Linked DNA regions of Mus musculus: region 1 is linked to region 2. Evidence: chromatin loops called from intact Hi-C (ENCODE). Cell type or tissue: heart. All regions are shown on one strand.

The links. Peaks named below come from ENCODE experiments on the same cell type or tissue, not always from the same donor. Only the 100,000 strongest peaks of a DNase experiment are listed, where the experiment ranks them.
Region 1: it touches region 2 in a loop (1.9-fold over the local background); 5 of 42 quality-filtered maps call a loop at or near these places.

The regions. Positions count from the first base shown.
Region 1 is chr9:123,768,792-123,776,791 of GRCm38, reverse strand. It overlaps Ccr9 (chemokine (C-C motif) receptor 9), which reads right to left. Exons shown (of 3, transcript NM_009913.6): 2 at 2,196-2,240. The coding sequence starts at 2,216. Gm17021 (a long non-coding RNA gene) reads left to right here and starts at 3,385. Exons shown (of 2, transcript XR_380030.3): 1 at 3,385-3,986; 2 at 6,814-8,000. In heart, a CTCF peak has its summit at 3,301 (motif pointing right); a DNase peak (open chromatin) is centred at 7,151.
Region 2 is chr9:123,662,467-123,670,466 of GRCm38, reverse strand. It overlaps Slc6a20a (solute carrier family 6 (neurotransmitter transporter), member 20A), which reads left to right. Exons shown (of 11, transcript NM_139142.2): 2 at 5,774-5,914; 3 at 7,427-7,518. Among named protein-coding and RNA genes, the nearest start is that of Slc6a20a, 12 kb to the left of the region's middle. In heart, a CTCF peak has its summit at 4,606; no DNase peak of the experiment used is centred here; H3K27me3 peaks cover 462 bases.

The DNA.
Region 1 (8,000 bases), 110 kb before region 2:
GATAGAATTAGACTATAGATCACCTAGACCCAGAACCAGAATGGTAGAAGACTTACAGGTGGGAAGATAACATTTTGGAGGGATGTCAGTTAAACTATGAAGATGAGCAAAGATAACTAGCAGTTCACATAGAGGTGAAATGAAACTGCTTTTGTGGAGTTTTGTTGTTCAGGGTTTGGGGGTAGTTTTCTTACTTTTCTGTTTGTTTGTTTGTTTGTTTAAGTATTTTCAAAATAACTTTAATAGACTCTTAAATTATCCCAAGGCTTGAAAGCAAATAGCAAACCCCTCCACACAAGCCAAGGGGGAGGACATTTCTCCAGGGCACACACATTCACAAATGTAGTTATCCCAGGACAGGTGCAGATTTTAATGGCAGTATGAGTAAGGGGTCAAGAGAAGGAAGGAGGGATGAGGAAAAGTGCATAAGAGAAGGGTCAGTTCAAGATGTGTTCTGGTCTCTGGTGAGAAGCGAGAGGAGCAAGCCAGTGGGCGTTCTGGAGGACCCATGCAATTGAGTAAGATAGGAAAGGTGAGTCCCTGTACAAACACAGAGAGCTGAATGCCTTCTGCAAGAGGCTGGAATACAAAGAGGAATGACAAACATCTCAGCATGCCTGAAGAGGAGGATAGGGAGCCAGGCTTTTTATTAGGCTAGGATTACAGGACCCATTGCCTGCTGGAGAGATGGCTTGGTGACTACAATATTCCTCACTTGTATTCTGATTTGCTTCAGTCCTTGAACCCTCCATCACCTCTCCCATTTTCAGCTTCCTGGTCAGTAACAGGGCTGGCAGCATATGCAGCACCTGGCTTCAGTGGTCCATCAGGACTTCTCTGACCATGGAGGGTCATCACTGTTGGGAGGCACGCCTTTTATTTAGGCTGCCTTTTCATGTTTAGCTATTTTCCGAAATGGCAAATGAGAAACCAAGAGAGAGACATCTCAGAAGAAGCTGCTCAGCATTGGTCTCTCAGCCTCAGAGGCCAAGAGCCAAATTCTACTGCAGAGAAAATCAAGGTTGCCTCCTCGCCTTACTAGGATCAGATTAACAGTATGTACAATCATATAAATATTCCCAGACAATGCTAAGGACATATTGGAGTGACATAAATAATTTTATTGACAACCTAATTTGGCCACCACATTCTGTAGGTCGTAGAAACCTACAAGGTCTGAAGGAAAATCTGTTTGCTGCACTGAGGTGGTTTAGTTTCCATTATCTACACGTAAAACATATTTTCCCTTTTACAGAAGCAAAATGAAAGCCTTCAAATATTATAAGGTGCTTAGATTTGATTCTAGAATCAATTCAGCCTATGCTTAATTGCAGTTTGTGTGTGTGTGTGTGTGTCTGTGTGTCTGTATGTGTGTATGTGTGTGTCTGTGTGTGTGTCTGTGTGTATCTGTGTGTGTGTATGTGTGTATGTGTGTGTCTGTGTGTGTATGTGTGTGTCTCTGTGTGTGTGTGTGTCTGTGTGTGTGTGTCTGTGTGTGTGTCTGTGTGTGTGTGTCTGTGTGTGTGTCTGTGTGTGTCTGTGTGTGTGTGTCTGTGTCTCTGTGTGTGTGTGTGTCTGTGTGTGTGTGTGTCTGTGTATTTGTGTGTCTGTGTGTGTATGTGTGTATGTATGTGTGTGTATGTGTGTGTGTGTGTGTGTCTGTGTGTGTGTGTGTGTGTGTGTGTCTGTGTGTGTGTGTTTTAAAGGAATCCAGACAATGATTTCTTTGACCTGCTTAACTTGGCTCCGTTCTTAGGCTCTCAGGAAAATACCACTGTCAGCTTTTGAAAGAGCTGAGTGCTTATGAGAGAAAGGCAAGTATTTCCCCACCACACGGCGTTTATTAAACAAAACAAGTGGGTTCTCTCTTTCCTTTGTGAGAGCATCAGAAAACATATGGGACAAAGCCTATCATAGTCAAAGAGCACAAAACTCCTCTGCTATTAATAAAATTTAAATTTTAAGTTTTCTGTATTTACAGCATGCCCCTCCCAATGCTTACTTTGTTTACAAAGAGAGTAGATATAGCCAGAAACATCCCGTACAGTGATGGGCACCCCTGACAGAGCTCTTAGCCTGGAGCACCACAAGGAAACTCCATCCCCACAGCAGACTCCTTCCCATAGCCCCATGCAGGGAGGCCCAGGGAGAGAGAGTAAGTGTTCTGAGGCACCTGAGGTCATGACTATACTCACTGTGAGTTCTGTGGGCATCATGGTGGATCGGACGCCAATCAGCTTCTAGAAAGAAAGGGTAAAAATCAGAAAGAAGAAAAATTTACAGATGCACTTTGGGAACCAAAAACCAAAGGTGGAGATTCAACATTAAACTTGTTTGTGATAAAAAATCACAAGAAAGTATTAAAATGCATGTTCCTTTTCGGACTGTAGCAGCATATCAGAATATTATTGAAAATATAGAATGAAAGCAACAGTTCCTGAGTGACTGCTTACTTCTTTACAGTAATAGACAGGGTTTAATGCTTAATTTCTTTTAACGTAGGTATTTCACACAACTTGCATCTGTGAATGATGAACCTCTTAGGTAGTCTCCAGCCCATCCTTCTGCCATAGTTCATTTCTTCTTGGTTCAACTTCTCTAAGGTCTGAGAATGACTCCTTCTCTCTCCACCCCCACTTTATTATATCGCCTAAGCATAAGCTAGCAATACCAGGTCAGAGCTCCCTTAAGAAGAGTGTGTAGGCACCCAGCCTGGGAGGGAAACCCAGAGTTGGACTCCTTTGAAGAGGGCTCTGTGCCTGGCCAGTGCCTCCACCCCAGCCCTCAGTCAGCACTACACATCTCGGTACTAGAAGACCTGCTCCACGAATCCAGTGTGTTCTGCTGCCTCCTTTCCTGCGGCTTTGCTTTTCACACGGCCTGACTTCATAACACAGAATGAGATACAACAATTCTAGAAAACAGTTTGTCAGATTGGGAACGTGTGTGTGTGTGTGTGTGTGTGTGTGTGTGTGTGTGTGTGTGTGTGTGTGAAGGCCAAAAGTCAACAGAAAGTCTCCTCTTCTCTTCTCTTCTCTTCTCTTCTCTTCTCTTCTCTTCTCTTCTCTTCTCTTCTCTTCTCTCCTCTCCTCTCCTCTCCTCTCCTCTCCTCTCCTCTCCTCTCCTCTCCTCTCCTCTCCTCTCCTCTCCTCTCCTCTCCTCTCCTCTCCTCTCCTCTCCTCTCTCTCTCTCTCTCTCTCTCTCTCTCTCTCTCATGCATATTTGTGTTTGCCTATTGATAGGACTGCACCAGATACGTGCATAATGCCAGAAAAGGCCAGGAGAGGGCATCAGATCCCCTGGCTTTGGAATTGAACCCAGATCCTCTGGAAGAGCATCCACCAATACTTTTAACTGCTGGGTCATCTCTCTAGCACCCACCTTGTTTCTTTGCTTTTGCTTTTTTCGTGTTTGTTTGTTTGGTTGGTTTGTTTTGTTATGGCAGAACCTCTCACTCAGAGATCAGCCAGTCTATACCCCTTCAGAGCTGGGCTTATAGACATCACTACTGTACTTGGCTTCTATGGTGCTGTGGATACAAATGAGTCTTCACGCTTCCACAGCAGGTAGTTTAACAACTGAGACGTCTCCCAACCCAAATATATGCTTACCATACAACCAATTATCCTATTCCTAAGAAATTACCTAAGGAAAAAATGCATCCATATGTCCCACAGCAACTTGCACATGACTCTTCACACCAGCTTTTTTGGTGACAGCCAAACTATAGATTTAGTAATAGATGGAAAAGTTGCTGGAACATTTACATAACAGGAGAAATGAATGGCCACCTCACACAGGAGCTCAGATTGGTCTCAAAGGAATTTTATGCTGAGTAAGGGAGACAAATCTAAAAGTATATACTGTTTGCTTTCACTTACATAAAATTCAAGATAATGCAGACCAGCCTCCAGTGGCAAAGGCAGACCAGAGATTTCCTGGAAAGAGACTGAGGAGGAGAACATGAGGGCCGTCAGGATGCAAAGGTGAGGGGGAAAGTCTGAGTGGGAGGAGGGAGACCCATGGCTGTGATGGTTTCACAGGGATAGATAGGTGTACAAGAACACATTTTTCCTTTTGCTATTTGTCTTTATTGTTACTAGGACTTAAAGAAGTCCAACGTAACAAGGAAAATAAGATTCTCTCTCTCTCTCTCTCTCTCTCTCTCTCTCTCTCTCTCTCTCTCTCTCTCTCTCTCTCTCTCCCTCCCTCCCTCCCTCCCTCCCTCCCTCCCTCCCTCCCTCTCCCCCTCTCTCTCTCCCCCTCCCTCTCTCCCTCTCTTTTGCACAGCAATCAATCATCTTCGTTATTAGCAAGCCCACAACAAACTGCCTGAACTTCCTTTCCTGCCCTTTGTACAGCAGATCTCCAAAGCACCGAACTGCCTGCCTTGTGCTGTGCTTTGGAAGTGAGGGAGCCACACAAATTCACAGTTTTAAAGTGGAATAGAGGACTGGTGTGGTGATGTAGCACTGTAATCCCAGCACTTGGAGAAAGGACCCGATTGTGAGCTCCAGGGAAGGCTGGCCTACATAGCAAAACCCTGTCTAAAAGAAAATTCGATTACATAGATAAATGGATAGATATACTGAAGGTAAACAGATAAACACCACGGCTCTGTGTCTTCTGTATGTTTGTAACTAGATCTGAAAAAGTTACCAAAAAATTAGAGAAAAAAATGTCTTGGATATTGACCCCAAGCAGAAGAAAGCCTGGAGGGGGCCTGAATCTGAGTCAGTGTGGGGCTCAGCTTGGGTCACAACCTCATTGATTTTACTCTATCTGGTGGTAGCTGAGAAAAGTCTTTTTTTTGGGGGGGGGGAGTTGCTTTTTTTTTTAATTAGAAGGAAATCTTTATATTTTCTTTAAACATAATGTTTTTGGTTTTTACTTTTCTTTTAAAAATATGTTTCTATGGAACTAGAGAAATAGCTTAGTGGTTAAGACTATATAACACTCTTAAAGAGGATCTGAGTTTGGTTCCTAGCACTCACATCGGGGAGCACACAACCATTAGTTACTCCAACTCTGGGAGGAGCCAATACCTCTGATTTCTGTAGGAATCTGCACACATGTACATACTCCCACACAGACGACACAGGTACAAACACACCAAAATATAAATCTTTTAAATGTTTAAATATTTGGCAAATATACAAAAGTTGAGAGAGAGAAAAAAGCAAAATGCCCAGACATTTACATCTCCAAAAACTGATATCAATGTATTTTCCTTCCCGGCTTTGTTTCTGTGAGTATCTGCACAACTATTTATCCCTTTTCTTTTCATCAAATTATGGCATTTTGTCTTATTATTTATTCTTCCCTACCTAAATAATCTGGCTGCATGGCTTCTAACAGGAACTGGCTCATACCATTTAAGCATTCCTTCTGGATATCTGGTATCTTATCTCCAATTTCTGTCTATAATTACTTTGAAATACTTCTGAATGGATAGAAATGAGGCATGCATCTTTTCAGAAAAAAATATTATACTCTTCTCCTTTCTTCTTAAGTTTGAGAGTAACCTCTTCTGGGGTCCTTTGCTCTTTTGGAGGGGATAGATTTCTGTTCAGCCACATTTCAGATATCACTAAGTCAATCTTAAGATAGGAATGCACTCACAAAAAGAAAAGCTGTTGCAGGATATTTGATCACATTGTGAACCCCTGAGACTGAACTGTAAGAATCTGTTTCTAACTATGGCTGAGCCTTTACTCCTAGAGCTTTCTGTTTACTGTAAACAAGTACTTGAGGTGAGTAAACCATAGGTCAAGAGGTGGAGCAAGCAACCAGCTGATAGGGAGTGAACATAAGTAAACAGAAAGGAGGGTCTTTGAGTTGAAGGGTGTTTAAGACAGCTTGGCGAAAGAGAAAGATTTTTCCTTCTGGAAAGTCAGTAGAGTAGGAAGGTCAGCTGGGTGCTTTCTCTGTCTCTGAGCTACAGCTTTCATCACAGCATCTAGCTCCTGAGTCTCCATTTGGTAAAATTGAACGGCTGGGAATTTTGTTTTTTAAAACAACAAAAAGCAACCTTTTGGAGATAAAAATTGCTTTTCCACTAAATGAAAAATACCCCCTAACTAAGCAACCAGCTTTGAGAAGCATGAGTCATAAATCATTCCATAAATTTCTAGTATCAGTGTCGTATGTCACTTGTTTTTTCCTTGAATGAAGAGTTTGAACAGTGAGCACATGACTCCTAATACATTTTTCAAAAGAAAGAAGTCAGAAAAGGAAGGTGGTTTTGATTACAGCAGGTTTTAGGGTGAAGACAGCAACAGACAGTAATGGTGTGGGTATAAGAATGAAGAAACCTTCATGGTACAGAGTGTGTAGCTGTTGGTACTTATTAGCCTTTCAGGGGTGGATGAAACAGTATCAAAATGTGTAGGGCAGGACACTGCTGTTCAGCAGATGTTCTGTTCTGTCAATGCTGCAGCATTTTCTTGCAGAACAAAAGTCTGGAAACAACTTAAATACATAGCAGCTGGTCACATTATGATATACATACTCCAAAACACACATAGCCAATTAAAAAGAAGAAATGCTCCAGGCCCATTAAAAACAAGGTCACTAAAATTATTAGATTAAAATGTAAATTGTACAAGACTATGCTTTTTGATCTTTAAAATACATATACAAGAACTTGTGCCATTCTTGGAACAGAAGCCATTCTGAAAAAGCCTAACCCATGATCAATAGTGAAAAATTAGACTTGATCCTTCTTATAAATTTTGTAGTGCATTAGAATGTTTATCAAGTGTGTGAAATTGTAAGAGCGATCATAAAAATAACTTGTCAGTTTTTTTAAAGGAGGAGAGAGAGAGAGAGAAAGAAGGAAGGAAAAGACGTAACAGCCAAGTGTCCTCTGCTCAACACATCTGCTTCTAAAGCCTGCTCCAGCTGTGGTGGAAATCCAGCACTAGCTTCTTAAAAGATTCTTCTTTCTTCCGTTATGAGTTTACTTCTGGCACACAGGAAATTTGAAGAGAACAAAAGGAGAAAACAAACAGGCACTCCTCCCTGAAGTAGTACGTGAACTACAGGCAGCCTTGGACTTTACATTGGTTCCTCTTTAATCTTTGTCCAGACACTGGTCAAATGTATTCTACACAGCTAGTCACAGACCCAGCTTTCATTTCCTTCTCGCCTTGAGGAGGGATGGGGGCCGGAGGGGAAGAAGAACTAGGAAAGCCCACATATGACAAAACACACAGAGAGGGAAGGAACCATGAAACTCCCAGGACTGAGCAGACGTCGACTCCACACTGACCTGCTCTTCACTCTCCTTACGACCTCCTGACAGCAGAGTCTATCTAGATGACAGGCCAGACTGCTGGGAGAGCACTGGACCAGATACCATAGCTCCTCTGCCTTTGATTAATCCTTTCTGTCAGTGAGGCTTGGCAACAAGAGTCCTCTCGGAGCCTGGATTTCTCAGTTAGGAAATGGGGCAATGACAGTCCCTCCTGGTCCCAGGACTGCATGGACAATGGAGAAGCAGGCTATGCAAATGCTCTGTTCAGAATATGGCTTTGTGAGAGCTGAGATCACCTTCATCTCACAGCGGTGGCTAGGTGTGCTGCATACTAGCTAGGTGTAAGCACTATGTGTGAGAATTCACACCCCCAAGGAGCTCACATGCAAGCTCAGTGGGGAGGTTAAGGCTGGAAATGACACAAAAGCAATGTCCTGAGAGGTTATGGGAAAGGAAAAGTGAATCCTCCTTTCAACACCAGGGTATGAATAGAAGGGCTTCACTGAGAAAGTAACTCTTGCTGACCCTGGAGGTTTGAAGGGTGTAGAATCATGGGATGAGGTGAGGAAACATTGCTCTGTGGTAGGAAAAATTCATCAGCTAAGACATGAAACCTGAAAGCATAATGTTCAGGAGACAGAGGAAAGCTGCTCGTTCTACAGAAGTGAAAACTGCCTATGAGGTAGGTCAGTCTAAAACTATCCTTACTCTGCCATTACTTTCCTATTCTGTTTCCCTTAAG
Region 2 (8,000 bases):
AAACTCAGATCTTCACATTTATAGGACAAGTGCTTCGCTGACTGAATGATCTCCTCAGCCCCTCATTCTCCTTTTTATTCAGTCCGGAACACTAGCCCATATGTAATGTAGATATTCGCTTCTCAATTTTTTGTATCTTTTCCGGAAGCATCCTCGTTGACACCTGCAGAGGTGTGTTCCTACAATGATTCTAAATCTAGTCAAGTTAACAATGACGATGAACCTGCTTAGCCAGCGTAGTGCAGTCTGCTCAGCATCTGGGGAGGCACAATGCTGTATCATAACATGACAACCCTACATGTTTAAACAGAGCAACTCTGCCTAGAAAAACCTGCTTTTATTTCAAAGCCACTCCCTCTATAGTCCATTAATTCATTACTGCAGAGCCCAATGATCCAATCATCTCTCATAGTCCCACGCCCACATATCATTATCATACGAATTAAAGACTTGAGTTTCCAAAGAGTGGCACTTGAGGGACACATTCAAACCACAAAAGAGCTTCTTGCTCTTTTCCTTACCTCATTACTTAGCACATTTTAAAAATATAATCTGGGACTTCATATATGTAATGATGATTTTACTGTTAATATCATGTTTCTGGGGCTGGAGAGGAGGCTCAGTGGTTAAGAACACTGACTGCTCTTCCAGAGGTCCTGAGTTCAATTCCCAGCAACTCCATGATGGCTCACAACCATCTGTAATGGGATCCGATGCCCTCTTCTGGTGGGCATGAAGATAACTACAGTGCACTCATATAAATAAATAAATTTCAACAATATGAACTAACCAGTACCCCCACCCCCACTCCAGAACTGTGTCTCTAGTTGCACATGTAGCAGAGGATGGCCTGGTTGGCCATCAATGGGAGGAAAGGCCCTGGGTCATGCGAAGATCATATGCCCCAGTACAGGGGAAGGCCAGGGCCAGGAGGCAGGAGTGTGTGGGTTGGGGAGCAGGGCAGGGAGAGGGTATAGGGGACTTTTGGGATAGCATTTGATATGTATATGAAGAAAATATCTAATAAAAAAATCGTGTCTCCCTATTCATGAGTTCCTTTTCTTTTATATTATTTTTCCAATTAAATCAACCTTATTATCATTATTATTATTATTATTATTATTATTATTATTTCATCATTTATTTACTTTTGGTTTTTCGAGATTTTTGTTTCTCTGTGTAGCCCTAGCTGTCCTGGGACTCACTCTGTAGACCAGGCTGGCCTTGAATTCACAGAGATCCTCCTGCCTCTGCTGGGATAATTTGCATTTGCCACTCCTGCCTGGCTAACTGTATTGTTTTTAAACTTCATTGTTTTGCTTATTTATTTATTACTGATTACTGATTTTAGAACACAATCCACAATTGAGTTCTTTCTTGGATTCCATGCTGCATCAACAAGTGATTTTTTTTTTTTTCAGGAATAGAAAATATGAAGTCTGAGATTATCTTTCCTTTTAGAACCATAAATGCGTTGTAATCTCTTTTGCTCAAAATTTTTTTTTCTGTTGTTTTCAGATGTTTAACTCTGTGAAGGAGAACTCTGCAGCTAATTTTATTAATTCTTAGGTATCCTAGGCACTTAAAATATCAGAAATGTATGTTATATTCTGTAATCTCAATCACACTACATGTCCCAGCTGTTATGTCTATAGGGTTCTCTTTCCCTCCGTTCTAGAGAGAGTAAGGGCTCAAGCTTGTTGGCCAGGCCTTGTCTGTTCTTATGATATCCACCTCTTGATTCTTTTTCTGAGAGTTTCTTAATCATTTCCACTGTGCTTTTCTTTTTGTTCCCTCTGGGCTTTAAATTCAACCACCATACTTTTATATCTCTATTTTATCTCATTTGGTTTTTTGAGACAGAGTTTTTCTGTGTAGCCCTGGCTATCCTGGAGCTCACTCTGTAGACCAAGCTGGCCTTGAACTCACAGAGATCCATCAGCCTCTACTTCCTGAGTGCTGGAGTTGAAGGCTGGCTCCTTTTTTAATCTTTATGAAACCTGCTTTCTTCTACACTGTTCTTCATCATTGCATGATGATACCCAATAAACATAAATCCTGTCTGTTTTCTTCTCTTCCTCACAGCAAGTCCATTTCAGAGGGCGACGTTTGTTCTAACATGCTGGTCTTTTGTGTTGATCTACATACAGTGTCTTATCATAAGTTCAAAGAGTCCCTCAGACTGCCTATCCTTATGGATAGACTTTCTGTAACTGATCCAGGGGGGCACACAAGTAAAGTCAAAGGAGGTTAAAATAGTTCTGTGTGAATTTTTAGGCTGTTTACTTTGTTTGTTTAGAGATCAGAGAGTACCTTTTGAGACTCGGTTCTCTCTTTCCACCATGTGTGTCCAAGGACTCAAACTCAGACCATCATGCTTGGTTGCACGTTCAGACCATCATGCTTGGTTGCACGTTCAGACCATCAGGCTTGGTTGCAGGCTTGGTTGCAAGCACGTTCACCTACTAAGCCATCTTGCTGGCCACTATGTGAATTTTTTAGGTGCTCTGTTACTAGCAATATGAGTAACTTGCAAGACATTTCCACCATTATCCTCCAGTAATATCTTTATTATGCACCCCTCTAAATAGAGCCATTAGTGTAGGGCCATTATCACCAACAATCTGTTGAGGACTACTCCTTGATAGACCCTTTGTTAAGAGCTAAGGACAGTGGTGATCTAGAGCCTGGCTCAGGGCTCCGAGCTAGGGAGCAGTGACCACAGAGGGAAAGAAGTCCTCAGAGACCAAGGAGGAAGCACAAATTGCATTTCAAGTGTAAGGACCAAGAAAAGAGGGTTTGACCAGGTAAGAGATTGAGGGATAAAGTACAATACTCTCCGACAAAACCAGGGGACACTTGTAAGCTGGGAGCCAAAAGACCAGTGTGGAGATGTAGTGCTGCATAATACAACCCTGGTAGAGGTATATTGACAGGTCTCAGGGAGGCAAGGAATAAGAATCACATCCCTTCCTCCCAGCTGCCCTGTTACTAAGCGTTCCACTCACCCAAGCTAACACAGAAGTACAGGTGGCAGGGATGTTGACCAAAACTGCTCATATGTGCTCCAGTTGTCTGTTGTACATGACAAATCACTTGAAAATGATAGAATATAGGACAGGCAGAGGATTTATAAAATATAACTAATGCACTAGTCACAGTTTTAGGTAAGAATCCTTGGCTCGTGTAAAATGACTACACAAAAGAACAAGAATGTACTAGCTAACTGGTCTCAAAGTCCTCCAAGTCACGTTCAATGCCTATAATGCAGTGTTTGGGAGGCTGAGGCAGGACCATGCCAGCCTAAGCTATGAAATGAAACCATGCTCTAAAACAAAAGCAAACAAAAAGCATGTCCTCCAAAGTACTTTATTGTTTCAAATAGAAGGGTTCAGTTCAGCAGAGAAACCTAGCAGCCACCACATAAGCCGTGTGTAAAGTCAGCATTGCCAAGAAGGAAGAAATGGACGGCTTGTACCTCTGAAGGAGAGCACCAGGTCAGGTCAGTGTTTCTGCCAGAACTTCATAAGAGACACATTCCACAAAACAGCTCTCTGGTAAACTTCTGAAGAATCAAATTCATCAAAAACAAACAAACAAACAAACTAGGAGACCTTAAGACCAGATCTGAAGATCTATCTGACTGCATGCTGGGTCCTACTCTTGGGAACTGGTGGCATTTTAGGAAGTCTGTATAGTAAATGTCCTGGTTTTGTTAATTGCATTGGGAGTCAGAGAACTTTGCTTTTATGGAACCCAAGTGGAAGTACTGAGAAACAAAGCGGACATGGTAGTGACTTATGACAACAATAGTCACTTCATACAGTGTGGGACTGAAATAGTTGCTCTACTTTGTCTGGCCCTGATCATGTGGCTACAAGCCCTACACATTTAGCACTTGAGGTAGAGACCCACAGTTCTCCAGCATGTAGTCTCTGATCCTGCAAGGACTCCCATACATGTTGCCCACTGGCCATGAGAATGAAAAACTGCAAGGCCTTGGAACACAAGTGGCTTAAACACACACACACACACACACACACACACACACACACACACACTCCATTGTACAAAGCACTTTCCAAGGCCAGCCTAGAATCAGACGGTTGGGAGAAAAAACTCCCCTCTTTGTAGGAGCATTGAAGAATAGTGACCATATTTAATTTACCAAGTATGCTTCTTGCAGGTTCTTTCCCTCTGATGCCAAAGTCTCCTTGTATATCAGAATTTCTAAATCATAGAGGCATGGGAGTAGTTCATTTAGAAGAGGGTTAGTCAGGAGACTTATTTCAAACCAATTGCAATATATTTTATATTAATATGCAGCACATTTCTCTTATCTCGTTATATAAATGTGCACTTGCCTGGTGAGTTCTAGTTTTTAATATCTCCTGATGAGGCCATTTGCCATTTGCAGATACTATTCTGTTCGTGTGTTAGAAATCTGATCCCCACTCAGTAGTATTCAGAAGTAGGATATTTCAAAGTGATTAGGTTATTAGGATATTCCAAGGTGATTAGGTTACTAGGGTTCTGGTCTGCAGCATAGATTGTAATCACAAAAGTGAAGTTTGTTGTAAGAATTGAGTTCACATCTCACTATCGCCCCCTGCCGTGCTTGCCTTCACTAAGAAAGTATCCGCTCAAAGCCAGCCTTGTGCCTTGCTATGTATGGTGCTTCTTGTAGAAGCACCATAAGAGCCAGTGCCTTTCCATTCTTTATGAAAGACCCAATCTCATGTCTTCTGAGATGCAACTGAGTACACTACGGTGTGTTGTTTGGCAGAATGTCTGTCAGTTTGGGGCTCCTCTATCACACTGTCTCAGGTGTGTGTTTTATACATACTTTCTCCAAGTCTGAAGTTGGTCTTTTGTTCTTTTAAGTGTTGTTCAAGGGGGGGGAAATGTAATGTAGTTCAATTTACCAGCATTGCCTTCCAAACATGGTGTGGCTGCTTTTGCATTTAAAACATCTTTGCCTAACCTGAAGTTTTAAATATTTCTCCTAGTCTTTAAATTTTAAGCTCTAGATAGTAAATACAGGTCTATGATACATTTTTATATTTTTATATAAAATTTGTAATGTGGATTTCACTTAATTTACCTGAATTTTCAATTGGTTTAATGTCTTTGTCAAGAGAATTACAGAGCTCATTTGCCTGAAATGTGTTATTGGGGGTTGGGAGAGTGATAGAAATGACTGCTGGGCAGTATGAAAAAAGTCCCCATTCCCACTTGACACCAAGCCTTGGATTTCCACCTGACACAAAACAGTAGTCAAATGAGTCCTAGGATGCACTAGGCCTGCTGTGGTCACTGTTTGACATCCTGGGGAAAAAGTGAGATTAGTTTATAACCTCTGAGACTTGTACTATTACTCCATACAGCTTGTGGGAACATAGCCTTTACTAAAATGGGTAGATAGATTTATGTGTAGACAGATCAAGGGAGAGAAGGAAGAAAAGAAGAAGATGGATGGATGGATGGATGGATGGTTGGTTGGTTGGTTGGTTGGTTGGTTGGATAAATGCATCAATGGTCAGACAGATGGTGGACTGATATATGGTGAGAGGAATCATAGAGGAATGGGTGTGAGGAAGAAGGAAAATACTTGGGCAGAGGAATGGAGGTTCAGTGGAAATCTCTGAGGGGAGATGGATGGGGTAGAGGGAGGTCTGCATGGGGAAAGTCAGGTGATAGAAGCACAGTTGCACAGAGGTGGGGCCGGGTAAAGCCCATCTGTCCACACTGACCTGGATGCTCCTGTCCACAGGGAGTTTCCTGGTCCCCTACATCATCATGCTCATTGTGGAGGGGATGCCACTCCTGTACCTGGAGCTGGCCGTGGGACAGCGCATGCGGCAGGGCAGCATTGGTGCCTGGAGGACCATCAGCCCCTACCTCAGTGGTGTCGGTATGTGGGTTATTTTTTCAGGTCCTGACAGATTCATGTTCCTGGGCATCACAGGTGTGCAGGTTGCTGTGCATGAGCAGGACCTGTGACTGGCTGGACTGACAGCTTGGCAGGGGCGGCGGGGGACGGGGGGGGGGCTGCCATGGAACTTAGACAGAGAGGGACCTGGATTCTGACTCCCAAATACAGCCCCTTGGGAAACTCCCATCTCAGGGCATCTCCTCTCTGACCTTGAGATTCTGTGAATGGTTGGACATAAATTCCTGACACAGAAACATTTATTCAATCCCAGCCATCTACCATCTGGGAATGTAAACAACTGTTCTTTGCTTAATGTGTGGTACTGACACGGCAGTGTGTGAGCTCATTTCATCTTCACCACACCATGTAGGAGCTGTGAGGCACCATAAATGGTGCCTGTGGCCAGAAGCCAAGGAACCTATGCATACGGGGTGTGCACCCTTCCAGAATGACCTTCAGTCACTGTCCCCCAGCACCTCCAGGATGTGGCTCTCCTACTTTGTAAAAGTCCAGGACCCAGGGCCATCAGTGGCCTTAGATGTTCTGTGAACCTTTGTGCCCCAGAAAGGGGAGCAGGCAGGAAAGCTAATAGTTCAGGAATGCAGAGGGATCAATTTGATGTGACCTAGTGCAGCTTTAGAAGAAATATGTCAGGGGCATTAGGAGTCACTTTCAAAGTGCCTCCTCTCTGTGAAAAGCTATGAAGGCCACCACAGAGTATGCTGAGGTAGCACAGTATGCTGCACATTTGAAAAACAATGAAGGCTGCCTGGCCTCTTGGATACTAGGCCCCCACTTCCTGGCCAGAACTCCCAATGGGGTAGAGAGAGCTGCTATGTAATGACTTTGGTCCTAGTATAGACCAGCAAACCCAAGGTCAACAGCTCCGTCCAGGTTATATGTGGGATGGCAAAGACTGGGGATGATACTCCTGAGGGCCAGTGTGAGCCCACTATACAGTAACCTGATAGCAAACTCTCCCTTTGTTCACAACGCCTCTGTGGATCCCTCATAGGTCAGATCAGGTTGGAGGGCAGTGGTTGTCCCATCCACATCTCACACTCTTGCTACATGGATGGGTTGGGTGCAGTGACTCAACCTCCAAAAGGAACAAGTATCGCATTAGGCATATGGTTGGCACTTCTCCATAGCTCTATTAGGTAGCTTTTGAAAAGCTCTGAGCTTCAGTTTACTCTTTGAAACCAGGACAATATTGTTGTGAGTACTAAAGGCATAGAAAGTACTGAGCCCAGGACCTGACACTTACATATATATATATATATATATAAAACTGTCATTAGTTTCTCATTTCAGATGATCAAAGATTAGGGGGAATAACCTCAGAAGAGGTCATAGATGTAATGTCAGGTCTAATGAAACCTTAAGAAAAAGTGATCCTCTCTGGGGATGTCACCAGAGTTCTGTCATTCAGGTGCCACTGGCTAAGTCACAGACATCTGATCTTCAGCTTGGCCCTTTGCTTGCTCACAGGTGTTGCCAGTGTTGTGGTCTCCTTCTTCCTCTCCATGTACTACAATGTCATCAATGCCTGGGGCTTCTGGTACCTCTTCCACTCCTTCCAGGTAAGCTCTATCCAGAGCAGAATAAAAAAGGGCAGAATATTCAGGGCCAGGTGGGGAGTTGGTTGAGGATAAGAACACCAGCCCATAGGAGCCCTCTCAGTGAGGGGGACCGGGGGAACCAAGCTGGAACCAAGTAGGGACATCAGAACCTGTATGTGCACAGTTCTCCAGAGCAGCTCCACAGCTTTCACTGGAATATCTACAGGAAGTGTCCTGAAAACATTACAAACCACCTCATGACAGACTCGGGAGAGAATCTGTGGCAAGGACTTATGGGGATGGCGTCACCATTCCAGTAAGTCTGAAATGGTTACATCCTCCTGTCCTGCCCCACCTCCTCCCTCTTTCCTGTCACTAGCTCATCCCCCTGTCCTGTCCCCACCTCATCCTTCTGTCCTGTCACCAACTCATCCCCCTGTCCTATCTTTATCTCATCCCTCTCTTTCTTTCTCTCTTTTTCTCTCTCTCTTCCTCTCTCTCTC